4 separate regions of the Homo sapiens genome follow, and all the other regions are linked to region 1. The links are chromatin contacts, found by Hi-C or POLR2A ChIA-PET in ENCODE. All regions are on one chromosome and are shown on one strand. The core of a region is the stretch at or near the end of the contact, and the rest is flanking DNA. Distances in the headings are between cores, read along the strand shown. Region 1 has its middle 83 kb from the start of TANK-AS1. Region 2 holds the start of DPP4 (dipeptidyl peptidase 4). Region 3 overlaps RBMS1 (RNA binding motif single stranded interacting protein 1). Region 4 has its middle 23 kb from the start of RBMS1.

Region 1 (3,626 bases), core at 463-2,962:
CAAGAAAAAAAATGGATGACAAAAGAAGTACTTTTTGAGGTATACTGTTCTTCACTCCCACTTTCCACATCAATTCATAAACACCCTGGAAGGGAATGGGATTGGTGGCATGCCATTGCATCTGGGGAGATTTGGTCCCCACAAATAAAGCACTGTAGTTGAATGTAGTACTTGAAGAGTCAGACAGACTTGCCACTTACTAGCTAGGTGACTCTAAGTGGGTTATTTAACCTCTCTCTACTCAATTTCCTCATCTAGGGTTGCTGTTAGTATTAAATGAGATAGTGAATGTACAGCACAAAGCATAGTACCTTGTACAATGCTTTGTTCAATAAATGGTAGGCATTTTTATTATGACAAGGGTAGAAAATGGGAAAGTTCTAAGAGTTCTAGGAGTATGTGTGTGCATTGTAGGTTGAGGCTTTGTTTTATGCTCTATGTTCAGTGTGTCAGAGAATCTAGCCATGGAGTGAGAGTGGGGTGGAGTGAGAGTGGATTCTCTGTTAGTCTTATGCTGTCATATATGACGAATGTTTGTCCAGGTACTTGTCATTTTAGCCAGATTTCCAGCTACACAGTCAATGAGGGGCTCACACTTAGCTGAATGGATAGGGTTGTACAAGCCACAATCCCTGTCTTTGGTAAAAGACAAAAATTGACACTACAACAAAAAAACTGACATGGGTTATGGGTCTATGAAAAAAATACTGCACAAAAAAATGGCTTGGAATCCTAAATAATATGGAGGAATACACAAACTCTATGAAACAGCAACAAGCTAATTAGCCACCTTAAACACTGAAGAGTTGGGTACCTCATTTCCCCTCATCATCTCTACCCATTTTACCACCATTCTGGGTGCCCTCTGTCTCTTCCTGAATGACCATTCTGTTGTGGGCTAAATTGTGTTTTCAGCTCCATCCCCATTCATATGTTGAAGTCCTAAGTTCTATTGCCCCAGGATATGACTATATTTGGAAATGGGGTCTTTAAAGAGTTAATGAAGGTTAAATGAAGTCTTTGGAGATTGGTCTCAATCCAATATGACCCATGTCCTTGTAAGGGAAGATTAGTTCACAGACAGAGAAGAAAGAACACTTAAAGGCACAGGGAGAATACGGCTACCGACAAGCCAAGACAAGCCTCTGAAGAAAGACCTTGCTCACGCCTTGATCTCAGAGTGCCAGCCTCCACAACTGTGAGGAAATGAATTTCTGTGGTTTAAGCCACCCAGTCTGTGGCACTTGGGAAGCCCTAGCAAACTAATATACCATCCAATTGCTTGGCCTCTCAGTTTCTTTATTTTCTCATCTCTAGGGACTTTTACTGTGTTTCTCTTCAGCCCCTCCTCCCAGGGCAGCACCCTGATGCTGTCATGATCCAGAACCTTCTGAAATATTACATTCAAATCTGTACTGTTGGGAAATCTCTGACCATAGTTATACTGCCTTGTGACCTTCACATTTGGCTACTGCCACCCAATCCTTCAATGTCACCTGTGTCCCCAAATAAACCCCACTTCTTGCTCCCAACTCCCCCGTCATCTTCCTTGTCAACTGAATCTAGACATTGTGGTTTATCACTTCATCCTTTGTTTTGTCAGTATCTTTAAACCTGTATTTCCTTCCATAGTGACAGCCTCGCAAAACCCCAACCCAGCTGTTTTCCCTGAACTCATACAGTATTTCTGAGCAGTGTTAAAGGAAACCGCACAGCCACATCATGTGTTCTGAACCATTGTAAAGTCATTTAGGTCTTCAAGCCTGTCCCATTATCTCTTCCCTTCTCTGCAGCTACTATTTCAAACTTCCTCTATTCTCTCTTCAAAATTTGGCTCTCACTATGTCCAACAGATGACTTCACTTCCTATTTTATAGGGAAAATTGAGGTCACCAGAGAGAAATTTCCCCCAGTTCTGCCAACTAATCTGTAAACATCTTCATTCTCACTAGTCATTCTTTGTTACCCTGTATTACACACGAATATGTGCTCCTTTTCCTTCCTGAGGTTAATTCCTTAATAACCCTTTGAATTCCATTTCTCACAGTTCTTCCAAGGCCTCACACTTTTCATTGTTCTTTTGTTCTCTCTCATGTTTAATTCTCTACTTTCTCCCCTTATCTGTTCCTTCTGCTCACTATTTAAATACTCTCAAAATATCCCAGTAGCCCCTGCTACTTCTGGAAGCGTGCCTCACGCCTCAGTGTGCTGGGGCAAAATGTTGGAATGAGCCCCACTGACACACGGACATACAAAGTTTGTTTGTTTGTTTTGAGATGGAGCTCTGTCACCCAGGCTGGAGTGTAGTGGCGCGATCTTGGCTCACTGCAACCTCTGCCTCCCGAGTTAAAGCGACTCTCCTGCCTCAGCCTCCCGAGTACCTGGGATTACAGACGGCTGCCACCATGCCCAGCTAATTTTTGTATTTTTAGTAGAGATGGGATTTTGCCATGTTGCCCAGGCTGGACTCAAACTCCTGACTTCAGGTGATCGCCTCAGCCTCCTAAAGTGCTGGGATTACAGGCAGGAACGACCACGCCTGGCCTGGCATTGTTTTAAGTGTCTTTCATATTTTAACTCAACTACCACACAACAGAGCTCTAAGAAAGTCACGATTTTTTCCATATTGGGCAGCTTAGAAAATAAACCATACATAATAACAGAACAATAACAAAAGCAAACATTTACATGGCACCTAATATTAAAAATGCTGTACATTATTACATGATTTATTTCTCACATTAACACTATGAGATTGGTACTATGACCGTTTCTGCTTTACAGAGTGTGACTTCTAAGGATACCCAGTTGGCAAGTGGTAGAGTCAGGATTAGAACCCAAGCAGTTTTAACACATTGTTAAATGTGTTAGCACTGTTTTGAGAAAATCTTTAATCAAAAAGCAAATCAAAAGTAAGACCTGAAGAAGGAAGAAGTCACGGAATAAAAGAATCATTGACTAATTTCTGTCCTACCAGCTCCACTGCTTCCCAGCTCTGTGACCTGAGGCAAGTTGTGTAACCTTTGTGTCTCAATTTTCTCATTAAAAAAAAGGAATAATAAGATTATTTATTTCTTTGGTTGTGAAGATAAAAATATGTTAAAGCACATAAAGTGCTTATATCAATGCTTAAGAATGTAAGATGTACTAAATCAGGGGTGTCCAATATTTTGGCTTTCCTGGGTCACATTGGAAGAATTGTCTTGGGCCATACAAAAAATACGCTAATAGTAATGATAGCTGAGAACAACAACAACAAAAATCCCCCAAAATCACATTATGTTTTAAGAAAGTATGAATTTGTGTTGGGCCACATTCAAAGCCGTCCTGGGCTGCACGTGGGATCAAGGCTGCGGGTTGGACAAGCTTGTGCTAAATCATACTATTTTGTTTTTCTTACATCTTCTCAACCATGCATAATTAATGATGAACAGGAGGTAAGGTGAAAAGGAGGCTGGCAAAATCTCTCCTGAAGGATTTACATAAGTGACTTAATTCCTTTTGGAATGTCCCTCTGCATTGCTGCAATGAGTACAGCTCTTAGCCCAGGAAAGAGGAGTCTCTGTCCAGGTCCTACAATTTAGAGGGCCCCTTGTATCACACATAAAATGAATTCATTAAAGAAT
Region 2 (3,626 bases), core at 288-2,787, 1.0 Mb before region 1:
CTGTCCCGTAGATGTCAGCCAGCCTCCTGCCAGCTTCCTTGGGGCTTGCTGAATGTACAATGAGTGCCATGGTGCTGGCATGGAGATGAAGCACAGGCTTAACTCTCCAGACTTCCTTCACCGAGGCTGATGTGGCTTACCAATGCTGAGTGAGCAAAATGCTGAGAGTGAAGGGCAGCACTGAGCCCCCTGTGGCACCATTCCCCGTAGTCCGTGTTAAATGGCCTCTCTTCACAGCATCAGTTCACAGGGTCCAGTAACACCATTGACTCATCTTCCTCAGCAGTTGGAAGAGGGAGGAGGAGAGTTAGTTTCAGCCTCTGGAGTTGGGGGTGAGTGAGGATACTGATGTATCACAAGCAACTAGTGGGCAAGGGGGAAAAGATGACTGAGTTCAAAAGCAATGCCTGGATTGGAAATAAAAGATGGAAAATTGCATTAATTCATAATCATGTGGTAATGCCCCATCGGACTCTGCATTCTTAATCTTTTACCTCTACTGACAGAGAGGCTTTGCTTTTCAGCTGCTGTGAACAAGCTGAAGAGGCCTTATCCTCTTATCTGCAAGAGTGGAAGTAATCACAGGGGGCCCTAAAGGCAAATGTTTACCTGTGTATTTTATCGTGAAAGTGCCAAGGGTCCAGACCTCACCTCTCTTGTCCCACTTTATCTCCAGTACCTAGAAGGGAGGCTGGCACATTGTAACCACTCAAACATCTGTGGATGACTGGAATAAATGGGAGGATGTAGGAATGAATGAACGAATGAATAATCCTTTAGGGAACAATAGAGAGCTGGGGGAGGGAGAAGCCATACCTGATCTTTTATTCTTCTCCAAAACCCTTGAAAAGACTATGAGAGGCCGCATAGAGTAGCCATTAAGACCTTGAACTCTTAATTTAGGATCTACAACTTCCTAGCTGAATGGCTTGGCCAAGTTATTTATTCTCTGTGTACAGTCTTCCTTCCTGTAAAACAAACACAGTAAATGCTTAGAGCAGCACCTGGGAAAAAGTCAAGTTCCACATAAGTGTTACTGTCATTATTTTTGTCATCTTGATGAGTGTGTAAGCCTGCAAGACAATCGGGAAATTCCCTAGGGAGGGTGAATCCAGATACTCAGCTTCCAAGGGCCATTCAAGAGGGAACAATCACCTTTTCTCTTTGCCTTTCATACTGCTTTAGACCCCTCACTGCTTCCTAACATAACTTTCACTGGCAAGAGACGGAGTCCTGGGTTTCAGTTCCAGTTGCCTGCGGTGGGCTGTGTGAGTTTGCCAAAGTCCCCTGCCCTCTCTGGGTCTCGGTTCCCTCGCCTGTCCACGTGAGGTTGGAGGAGCTGAACGCCGACGTCATTTTTAGCTAAGAGGGAGCAGGGTCCCCGAGTCGCCGGCCCAGGGTCTGCGCATCCGAGGCCGCGCGCCCTTTCCCCTCCCCCACGGCTCCTCCGGGCCCCGCACTCTGCGCCCCGGCTGCCGCCCAGCGCCCTACACCGCCCTCAGGGGGCCCTCGCGGGCTCCCCCCGGCCGGGATGCCAGTGCCCCGCGCCACGCGCGCCTGCTCCCGCGCCGCCTGCCCTGCAGCCTGCCCGCGGCGCCTTTATACCCAGCGGGCTCGGCGCTCACTAATGTTTAACTCGGGGCCGAAACTTGCCAGCGGCGAGTGACTCCACCGCCCGGAGCAGCGGTGCAGGACGCGCGTCTCCGCCGCCCGCGGTGACTTCTGCCTGCGCTCCTTCTCTGAACGCTCACTTCCGAGGAGACGCCGACGATGAAGGTGAGTGCCGCGCCACGTACGTCCCCGGGGCGAGCTGTGGGGACCTCTTCGCCAAACTCCCCAAATGGCCCAAAAGCTGGCGAAACCGGACCAGGGACTCCCCTTAGGCGGAAGCCCCAAGGCCACCCTCTGACAGGTGAAGGGACGTCCCAGAGCTCTCGCTTAGCTTTCGGACCCTGGCTTCTGCTAGGACCCTGGCGTCGAGCTTTGAATGTCCCGGAGAGCCACTCACAGAACGCACGCCCGAACCCGGGCAGGGGTAGAGAAACCAACGCTAATGTGCTCTGAAGGCACAAGTTCAAGGGCACCCGCCTTAGAGAACTCCAACTGGCGCACTCCAGACGCCACCCCCACCCCCAGCCCGCGGTCTCCCTCTTCTAACGCACTCCCACCTGCAAATCCTGCTGCCTCTGGAGCAGCCCCGACCCTCCTACGGAAACTGGGGCCACACGCTTCCCTCTAATTGGACTTGATCTGCTCGGCTTGCAGACACCGTGGAAGGTTCTTCTGGGACTGCTGGGTGCTGCTGCGCTTGTCACCATCATCACCGTGCCCGTGGTTCTGCTGAACAAAGGCAGTAAGTTTGAAACATTTGAAAAAGATAGGACAGTTGGAGCTCAGGTCAGGCTCCGTCTTACCACGCTAAGGGAAACGAGGGATTTTGCGTGGGGTTGGACCAGTGCCCCGAAGTGTAGCTGAGAAGGCTTCCCAGTTGTTGTTGCTGCTTGTAGAGCAGCAGCTGGATTCACTTCGCGGGGTCTTCAGTGTTTAGGCTGAAACTCTTGCGGCTTTCACGTCTTGTTATGTATAATAAATGCATGCTTCCTGAAATTAGGGAGAGTCGGGATTTTTAAAATTTCAATTTTAAATTTAATTTGTAAATTTTTAAATTTACATGTAATTTTTGAGAAAAGTTTTTGGGTGTGATCGAAAAAGGAAAAAAGGCAGTGTTTAAAGAGCCCAAAGACAGCAGTAAGGATATCTGAAATGGAAAGGAAAAATGAGAAAGCAAGCCCCAAAATACAGTTTTGAGAAATGATGTTCCACAGGGAACCCAGACTGTTTTCCCTCAAGGGTGGTGAGAATTCAGTTGGAGGGTGGGGAGGCAGGGAAGTAATTGACCAATTTAGCAGTATTGCAGAGCTAAATAATAAAGCTGGTATACACGATAATATTTAAGAAGGGTCTGGAATCAGTGATGTTTTGGTGGATTCTTTTATTTAAGGACTTTCATGTCTTTTTAGCTTGCCTAAATGTATAAAACACTCACATAATGGAATACTCACTGTAGGATGCAAGCAAGTGAGAACTACTAGTTTCAGTCTCCCCTGGCCTTACTTTCCTTTTAAACACTTGCTTTCATTTCAGCATTACACACTATAAATTAGTCAGCCAGTTAAAGCATTCTCTCTGGAAGATTTAGTCAACTGAGGAATGTATAGTCAGTGCTTGCATACTCAAGGAGTCTTATCTAGATTTTAGGATGACAGTTCAGAATTAGATTGTAGAGCTATGAAAACCATGCTTGCTGTGCAATTCAAGGCCAGGGCAAATGTGCCAAAGGTTAAATAACTGAATGGGTTGACCTACTGCTAATGAAATTTGAAGAAACCAGTGGTTGCTACTATTTTATACCATTAAATGACAGTCCACTTAAGCTTGACTCTTGTGGACTGTTAAAATATAACTATTTTCATAAAGCAACTCTTTGTGTAAACCATACATGCAAAGCCTTGTGGGAGAAGAATGTGCTAGTCATACAATTGATAAATATAGGGCTTACAGGCTTACATTATGTTCCAGGCACCGCGTTAGTTGCTGCAAATACAAAGATTAAATTTTGTAAATAT
Region 3 (3,626 bases), core at 297-2,796, 690 kb after region 1:
GGACTACAGGTGTGCGCCACCCCGCCTGGCTAATTTTTGTATTTTTAGTAGAGATGGGGTTTTGCCATGTTGGCTAGGCTGGTTTTGAACTCCTGACCTCAGGTGATCCACCTGCCTTGGCCTCCCGAAGTGCTGGCATTACAGGCATGAGCCACCACGCCCATCCTGCTGAGTTGTTTTTTAAGCTTTTGTTTAGGTATGTTTATCATTACCAGCTAGATTGTTTAATATCTTTGAGCACTGGAACCTCTCTTTGTAACAATAGCATTTATGTATTTCATGCATATTTTGCAGGGCACAGCATTTTCTGGTATTTTTCTCAGGCTTTCTTTAAAAATTGTGTTTCCTCATCACATTTAAAACATGGATTTGCTCATATCAAATTTTTCCAGAACACATCCAGGGTGTGAAGTTAGGTATACTTATCGGTCATTATCTCAGCAAGAATTGTCAGTGTGTGACAGTGCTCTGTGTCAGGGATGCGCCTAGAGGTGCTCCACCCTTTCTGATTAAAATGAGGTCGTTGGGTTGACCAGGACAGCTGTTTTCTGAAATTTTTGCCACAAACAATCACGTCAACTAAAGTAAGGATGGAGACAGTTTGTGAGATGAGCACATGTGGAAATTACTCTATGCCTGAATAGGAACAGAAAGATCTGGCCTGTCACTGTGTGGGTGTATGCTGTGGAAGGCCTCCCCCCAGGGGGATTCATCCCAGCAATTTGTTTATCCCAATAAAGTTTGTAGACCTGTTAACCTAGGAACTCCCTACATGTCAATTAGAGGAGCCATGAAAACCTCTCGCATCGCAGGGAGGGTTGGTTAGAAGTGTCAGTTCAGGGAACCGGAAATTGCTTGGCTCAGCTGACACAAAAGAGGATCTGAAGGGTGCGGGCAGAGAGCAGGCAGTTTTAGAACCAGGAGACGCCTTTTCCTGCTGGGGAGTGACAAGTCAAGTGTCATTTGGAAGAGTTGAAAGGTGGACTCTGTGTGGAGCAAGGGACAAGATGGGGCTGCTTTGGGAGTGACACGGACCCAGAGCTAGAGTGCCCAGAAGATTCCGATTAGCTGTGGAATCCCGTGGAGTAGCCCTTCCAGCTTAGCAGGGGCACTGGGTCTCTGAATTTCAAAGACTTGCTGTCTTGGTTTTACCCCTCACCGTACCACCTGCATCAGAAACTCTTGGGGTGCTCATTAAAAATGTAAACCATTGGGTCCCTCTGTCGCCGGCAAAAACAATGTGGGGGGCATTTTAGGCTATCTGGGTTACCTGGAATCTCACTGAAGGCTAAGGACCACTGGGTGAATTATTCCTCAAAGAGCGGTTGCTCTGTGTGTTTGAACCTTTCAGTGATGAGAAATGAACTGTCTTCTAAAGCAGTGATCTTTTAAGTCTGGGGTGATGCAGGCAGGAAATGTAAATGGGTGCCAAATAAGAGAATGACAGTCTTATGAGTAACTGAGTTAAAATTGAGTCCAAAGAAAAATTGGGATACTTTGCTTAGGATTGACGTCAGAAAAGCTAACAGCACATGTTAGTTGGAACCCTGTTTGGCTGTAGTACCGGAGCAGCTGGACTGATGCATGAGAGCCATTCTGAGTTCCTCTAGGACACTGGAAATAGTTTCAGAGGTCAGCCTGTGGACATGCTGAGCCAGCTAAGATGCCAGGGCCAGGCATAAACCTCTGGGTTCAGATGAAGCTCTCTGAAATCTAGGATAAGGAAAAGCTTTTTCTTTTCTTTTTTTTTTTCCTGTCTAATGTCTGCCATATAATTTTTAAAGTAACTGCCTGATGGGGTGGCAGTGTATGCATTTGCACATTATGGGGTGGGAGGATCTGTGTGTTTTGTGGGGGAGGCTGTCACAAAAAGGAGAGATTCCTGAGCATATATTGAGCCCAAATACTGTGAGCAATGAGAATGAGTTTCCATTTTCTTTCTTTTTGTTGACCCTTTTCCTCACCCTCTCTGCTGTACACAGAGTAGGAAAGACTGTCATTTGCAGCACAGACAGAAAATGTTCCAGGGCTTGTGCCATTGCAGAAACCCCTTCCTCCCCTGAAACTGGTCAGCTGTCTAATCAGAGAGGCACCCAGACCACGACGTGGCTCCTCTCCCTGCCTCTGCTTGTTCAGGCACCATCCCTAAAACCTGCCAGTTAATGCTACCTTTAGGAAAAAACATTTAGTGATTAAAAGCTCTTGCTAAAATGTGGAGATTTACCCAATTCTTATTCATCCCTCCTAAGGGAAGACTGCAAAAAAAAAAAATCATTAAAATAAAAAGACTAGATACTGTAATGTAATCTCACTTGCCTCAGTCTTTTCCCATTTACTAGCATCACCGCATCCCCAGCTGCTGCAGCTAATAACATTTTGAAATTTTTAACTTCTATACTGACAACCATATATAGGGCTATTGAACAGCTAGAGGGGAAAGCAGCCAGGAATATCAAGGGGTGGGGACAGTCTTAGAATTTGATAAACAGACAGTGTCCTGTGATCAAATTGGTTGAAAGCAGCAACTTGTACACCATGTAGAAAACATGCTTCCCAGTTCTTCAGCTGACACCTAGCTAGGAGGAGTGGTGATGTACACAAAATAACAGTAGCTTCCAGAAAGCGGCACACTGGAAGGTAAGCCCACGTTTGTAATAGGAATAAATAATCATAAAATCCTGCATTTCTGTGAAAAATACTGAGGGAATTCTAGTATGACTAGGTGTATAAAAAGACCTGAATGGTTGATGTCTTAGTTCAGGCCGCTCTAACAAAGTAGACTAGGTGGCTTATCAACAACAGAAATCTATTTGTCACAGTTCTGGAGGCTGGAAGTCTGAGATCAGGGTGCCAACATGATCGGGTTCTGGTGAGGGCTCTCTTCTGGGTGGTAGACTGCTGACTGCTGTATTTTCATGTGGCAGAGAGAGCCATAGGGTTCTCTGGGGTATGTTTTTATAAGGGCAGTAATCCTATTCATGAGGGCTCCATCTTTATGACCTAAATCACCTTCCAAAGGCCACATCTTTTTTTTTTTTTTTGAGATGGAGTCTCACTCTGTCTCCCAGGCTGGAGTGCAATAGCACGATCTCAGCTCTCAGCACTGCAACCTCCGCCTCCTGGGTTCAAGTGATTCTCCTGCCTCAACCTCCTGAATAGCTGGGATTACAGGCACGCGCCACCATGCCTGGCTAAGTTTTGTATTTTTAGTAAAGACGGTGTTTCACTGTGTTGGTCAGGCTGGTCTCGAACTCTTGACCTCGTGATCCACCTGCCTCAGCCTCCCAAAGTGTTGGGATTACAGGCGTGAGCCACTGTGCCTGGCCAAGGCCCCACCTTCTATACTATTACATTAGGGGTTAGGATTTCAACAAATGAACTTTAGGAGGACATAAACATTCAATTCAAAGTATTTGGTTTGACTATAAATGAGTATTAGCCAACAAATTAATTTAGCTGCTTACGCCCTTAGCATAGTTTTACCTATATTAATAAAATTATGATATTTTGATTAAGAAATGAAATCATCATACTACCTAGACAAATAAATTCTAGTTCAGAAGTTCTTTCAGTTTGGCTTTTTGAAGTCAGAACACATGTTTTTGTGTGTAGAAACATTATACCAT
Region 4 (3,626 bases), core at 668-3,167, 560 kb after region 1:
TAGGGAACAATAAAATAGATTCCAAGTTATAAGAAGAGTATGAAAGGAACTAGTTAGATACATAGTGGGGAAAGCACCATAACAAACAATCTAGACTAGAAATTATGAAACAAACTAAACTGTGGAATGATTTTAAGCAATTGGTGGCATAAGAAAGGTACCTTAATTTGAATTTAACACAAGTAATGGTCCTAAGAATGGCACCAAATTGTACTATCAGGAAGCCTCTGAGTGACCAATATTTACATACAAGAATGTTAAAGCAATGTATTGGTTTTCAGCATTCACAAAGCTGTAGACAATCATAGGAAGGTTTAATTATGGTTATAGAATACAACAAAATGTAACCAACAGTTAAATAGGAAGATAAAACAAATTGTTTGGATATCTCTTGGGCAAAAATTTAACAATCTTTTGGTCAGATTGGTTTCTTCATGGTAATGGACTCTACTAACAAGCCCGTCAAGATGTGTAGGGAGAAATGGCAGGTTTATAAGGCAATGTGAAGATCGGTGGCATGAAGTCCTGAGAAGGAGTTTGAAAGGAACCTGTTCAAAAGCATTAGTTAAAAAATAAAAGTACGTTGCGTGTGGTGACTCATACCTGTAATCCCAGCGTTTTGGGAGGGCAAGGCAGGAGGATTACTTGAGGCCAGGAGTTCAAGACTAGCCTGGGCAATGTAGCGAGACCCCGTCTCTAAAAATAAAAAATTAGAGAGACATAGTGGTGTGCTCCTACAGTCCTAGCTATGCAGGAGGCTGAAGTAGAATTGTTTGAGCCTATGAGTTCAAGGTTACAGTGAGCTATGATTGCATGCCACTGTACTCTAGCCTTGGTGACAGAGTAAGACACTGTCTCTACCAAAATTAGAAGATGTTCTTTCATCCTCTCAGGAAGAGTGAAAAAGAACTGGTGATAATACTTGAGGTTGAGGGAAAGTAATTTCCAGAAAAATTTGCCAGACTACTCTAAAAGTTCCATCACTATTTAGCTAGTTTCTAACGTTTGTCTGAAAACTAAGAATGGTGTATCACATTCAATTCATTTTAAGCATAAATTTGAATCCATGAATAAAGTTTTTCATTTTTGCAGACACCACGCCCTTTTCCTGTTCTCCAGTTCTTTTCAATTTTGTTCCATAAGACAATTGTGCCATTATGCTCCATGGAAACCATTCCATGCATTCTTGGCATCAGTTTTTGGTCCTCTTGGTGTCTTTAACTCCTACTAATATGAATGGGCATGACCTCAGTATCAAAGGGTCATTTAATTTGGTGTACAACATGATAACAAATTATCTTCTGTGCACATAATATATACAAATTCAAAGCTTGCCCAGAATATAAATAGTTCTTGAACATATTCTGTCCTTTTTGAAAAGCAATGCTGTATGCATGTGCACAAGTTCCATGATTTCCATGATTTCCCCTAGACATTTTGGACATGTTACATGTGGCTTCACCAGAAAAGGAAAGTGGAAAAGTCAGGCGATTATCTAATGAACGTACTTAATGGAGGCAGTCAGTCTGGAACACATAGCAGTAAAGCAATTTCTCAGAATCCCTTTTTGAAACTTGAATTATCAATAATGTCACCTTAGCCCCTCAGTGATTTGTGTATGTGTTGCAAATTACTTGAAATGAAGACATTTAGGTGGCAATATTTTGCCTATTTTCATAGAGAAAGAAGAAACTGACCTTGTTTAAATAAATGTCAAAAACTTTTAACGTAGACACTGGCAAGTTTAATTTTTTTTTCCATTGAGGTACATGATGTACCATAAGCTCCAGCTGAATTCTGAAGCTGTTGCTTAGCTCTTCCTGTGGGCCTCCTCCAAATACAACTTCACCTAACACGCTAGAAGTGGAAGAGGCAGGAGGGAGAACAAACGCCCCTCGAGATTTCAGTGACTCATCTTAAATGGCCTTTTACACGCCTGTGTACTTGTGGTTAAGAACCGTGGGGCTCAGAGTGCAAATATGTAAACTACATAAATTAGTACCTTGAATCAAAAGCCAAGGTATGTTTTTTAACCAGCACTGAAATATAGATAAGCTCTCCCTCCCACTCTCCCACCCGCTTAAAATGGCCCCACAGGAAGCAGGTAGGAAGATCATTTTGTTTTCCACCCTCTCCAGCCCTACGTTTCTGTCCCAGGCAAAGGCAGCTCATTGGAATTGTCCCAGCAGGCTTGTTATGTCTGAGAGTGAGGAGGAAGATGCTGAGAGCTGGGCTTTGTTAGTTTCATGTTTTCTGGAGCACAGTGTGGGTGTGCTGTGAATACTGAGATGACATCAATCACAGAAGGTAATACAAAAACTCGCTTAGCATTAGGTGTAAGACAAGGTCAAGCAAATCTTCAGCTGGACCCAGACCTACCACCTGTTTTCAGGATTAGTTGGCAAGACAATATACTTGAGAAATCTCTGCAACAATCTACTGATCTCTAAAACCTGCCTCTTAGTCCCATGGGGACTACTGTCTTCCGCAGTGTGTGTGAGCATCTTCACTTTCCACCCCCCAGCATTACACTCCCTGACACTGACCCGATAGTCCTTTAATCAACCAGTTTGCTATTTCTTCCATCTCTAACTCTAATACTTATGAGTTAATGTGCCTCAACCTCCAAAGTTCTCTCCCTCGAAACTCTCCACTCTAAAATTCCCCATAATCAGAGAGCCTCCCATCGGATATCTCGCCATGCATCAGTTCAACTTCATCCACATTGGGTTATCAACAAACTTGAAGTATGTGAGCCACTACCTTTTCAGCTTTCCTTTCCATCTTACTTTCTGGTTCATTTGAGCTGCCATTTAAAATTTGCCACTTAAAAAAATGATCCTTTCTTTCTTTTTTTTTTTTTTGTTGTTTTTTTAAGACAGATTTTCACTCTTGTTGCCCAGGCTGGGGTGCGATGGCACGATCTTGGCTAACCACAACCTCTGCCTCCCAGGTTCAAGCGATTCTCCTGCCTCAGCCTCCTGAGTAGGTGGGATTACAGCCATGTGCTGCCACCACACCCAGCTAATTTTGTAGTTTTAGTAGAGATGGGTTTTCTCCATGTTGGTCAGGCTGGCCTGGAACTCCCAGCCTCAGGTGATCCACCTGTCTCGGCCTCCCAAAGTGCTGGGATTACAGGCATGAGCCACCGTGCCTACCTGATCCTTTCTTTTTTCTACTTACAGAAATAGAACATGCTCATGAACACTTTCTTCCTTAGTGTCTTGCTATTCCATCGTCTTGATATATGTTAAACAGTTGACCATTTTGACAATGTGCTCGTCTAGAATCCTTTATAAATTTGCTGTCTTGCCAACCACTATCTCTTCCCTCTGTAGGTTGTGTTCTGTTTTCTCCCTCTCCTGCTTCCTGGTTGATAAATGTCATTTGGAGTGAGTCACAAAAATCTGTTGATGGAAGCCATTTTTTATTCATGCCCTCCAAGCTCACCTGATTCCTTCTCGACTATTAGTGATCTTTTAATGCCTTTCTTGCCAAGTCACTAAGTCTCAACAACTGCTATCCCTCATTTTCTTCACTTCCCCTAAGCTTCAAGCTGCCGTTGATTTTCCTCTTTCTGGGCAGATGCTTTAACATCACACTTAATTGAAAAGAGAAATCATCAT

Evidence for each region. Hi-C counts contacts between places; a loop is a spot of excess contacts on that map. ChIA-PET counts read pairs that join two places held with the same protein, here RNA polymerase II (POLR2A). Pooled maps may share reads with other maps.
Region 2: a loop to region 1 is called in a map of naive thymus-derived CD4-positive, alpha-beta T cell, with 5 times the contacts of the local background. The contact joins the promoter of DPP4 here to the enhancer-like site in region 1. A Hi-C loop is called at or near these places in 1 of 168 maps with a recorded cell type or tissue (naive thymus-derived CD4-positive, alpha-beta T cell), 5 of 37 single-sample maps with no recorded cell type and 10 of 50 pooled maps.
Region 3: a pooled map shows a loop between it and region 1 (3-fold over the local background). The contact joins two enhancer-like sites. A Hi-C loop is called at or near these places in 7 of 50 pooled maps. POLR2A ChIA-PET finds 5 or more read pairs at or near these places in 2 of 52 experiments (BJ and OCI-LY7).
Region 4: a loop to region 1 is called in a pooled map, with 5 times the contacts of the local background. The contact joins two enhancer-like sites. A Hi-C loop is called at or near these places in 4 of 50 pooled maps. POLR2A ChIA-PET finds 5 or more read pairs at or near these places in 2 of 52 experiments (activated T-cell and naive thymus-derived CD4-positive, alpha-beta T cell).

The regions. Positions count from the first base shown.
Region 1 is chr2:161,075,742-161,079,367 of GRCh38, reverse strand. No RefSeq gene overlaps it. Among named protein-coding and RNA genes, the nearest start is that of TANK-AS1, 83 kb to the left of the region's middle. Within about 2 kb of position 1,712, at least 11 of the 41 ENCODE cell types and tissues checked have a DNase peak (open chromatin) inside an H3K27ac peak, as active enhancers do.
Region 2 is chr2:162,072,126-162,075,751 of GRCh38, reverse strand. DPP4 (dipeptidyl peptidase 4) reads left to right here and starts at 1,537. Exons shown (of 26, transcript NM_001935.4): 1 at 1,537-1,776; 2 at 2,266-2,353. The coding sequence starts at 1,771. DPP4-DT (DPP4 divergent transcript) reads right to left here and starts at 895. Exons shown (of 3, transcript NR_147697.1): 1 at 817-895; 2 at 141-274. RefSeq lists a promoter at 1-1,132, enhancers at 687-1,384, 1,819-2,018 and a silencer at 1,409-1,668.
Region 3 is chr2:160,385,956-160,389,581 of GRCh38, reverse strand. The region is part of intron 1 of RBMS1 (RNA binding motif single stranded interacting protein 1); the gene reads left to right. Among named protein-coding and RNA genes, the nearest start is that of MIR4785, 20 kb to the left of the region's middle. Within about 2 kb of position 1,546, at least 24 of the 41 ENCODE cell types and tissues checked have a DNase peak (open chromatin) inside an H3K27ac peak, as active enhancers do.
Region 4 is chr2:160,515,467-160,519,092 of GRCh38, reverse strand. No RefSeq gene overlaps it. Among named protein-coding and RNA genes, the nearest start is that of RBMS1, 23 kb to the right of the region's middle. Within about 2 kb of position 1,917, at least 2 of the 41 ENCODE cell types and tissues checked have a DNase peak (open chromatin) inside an H3K27ac peak, as active enhancers do.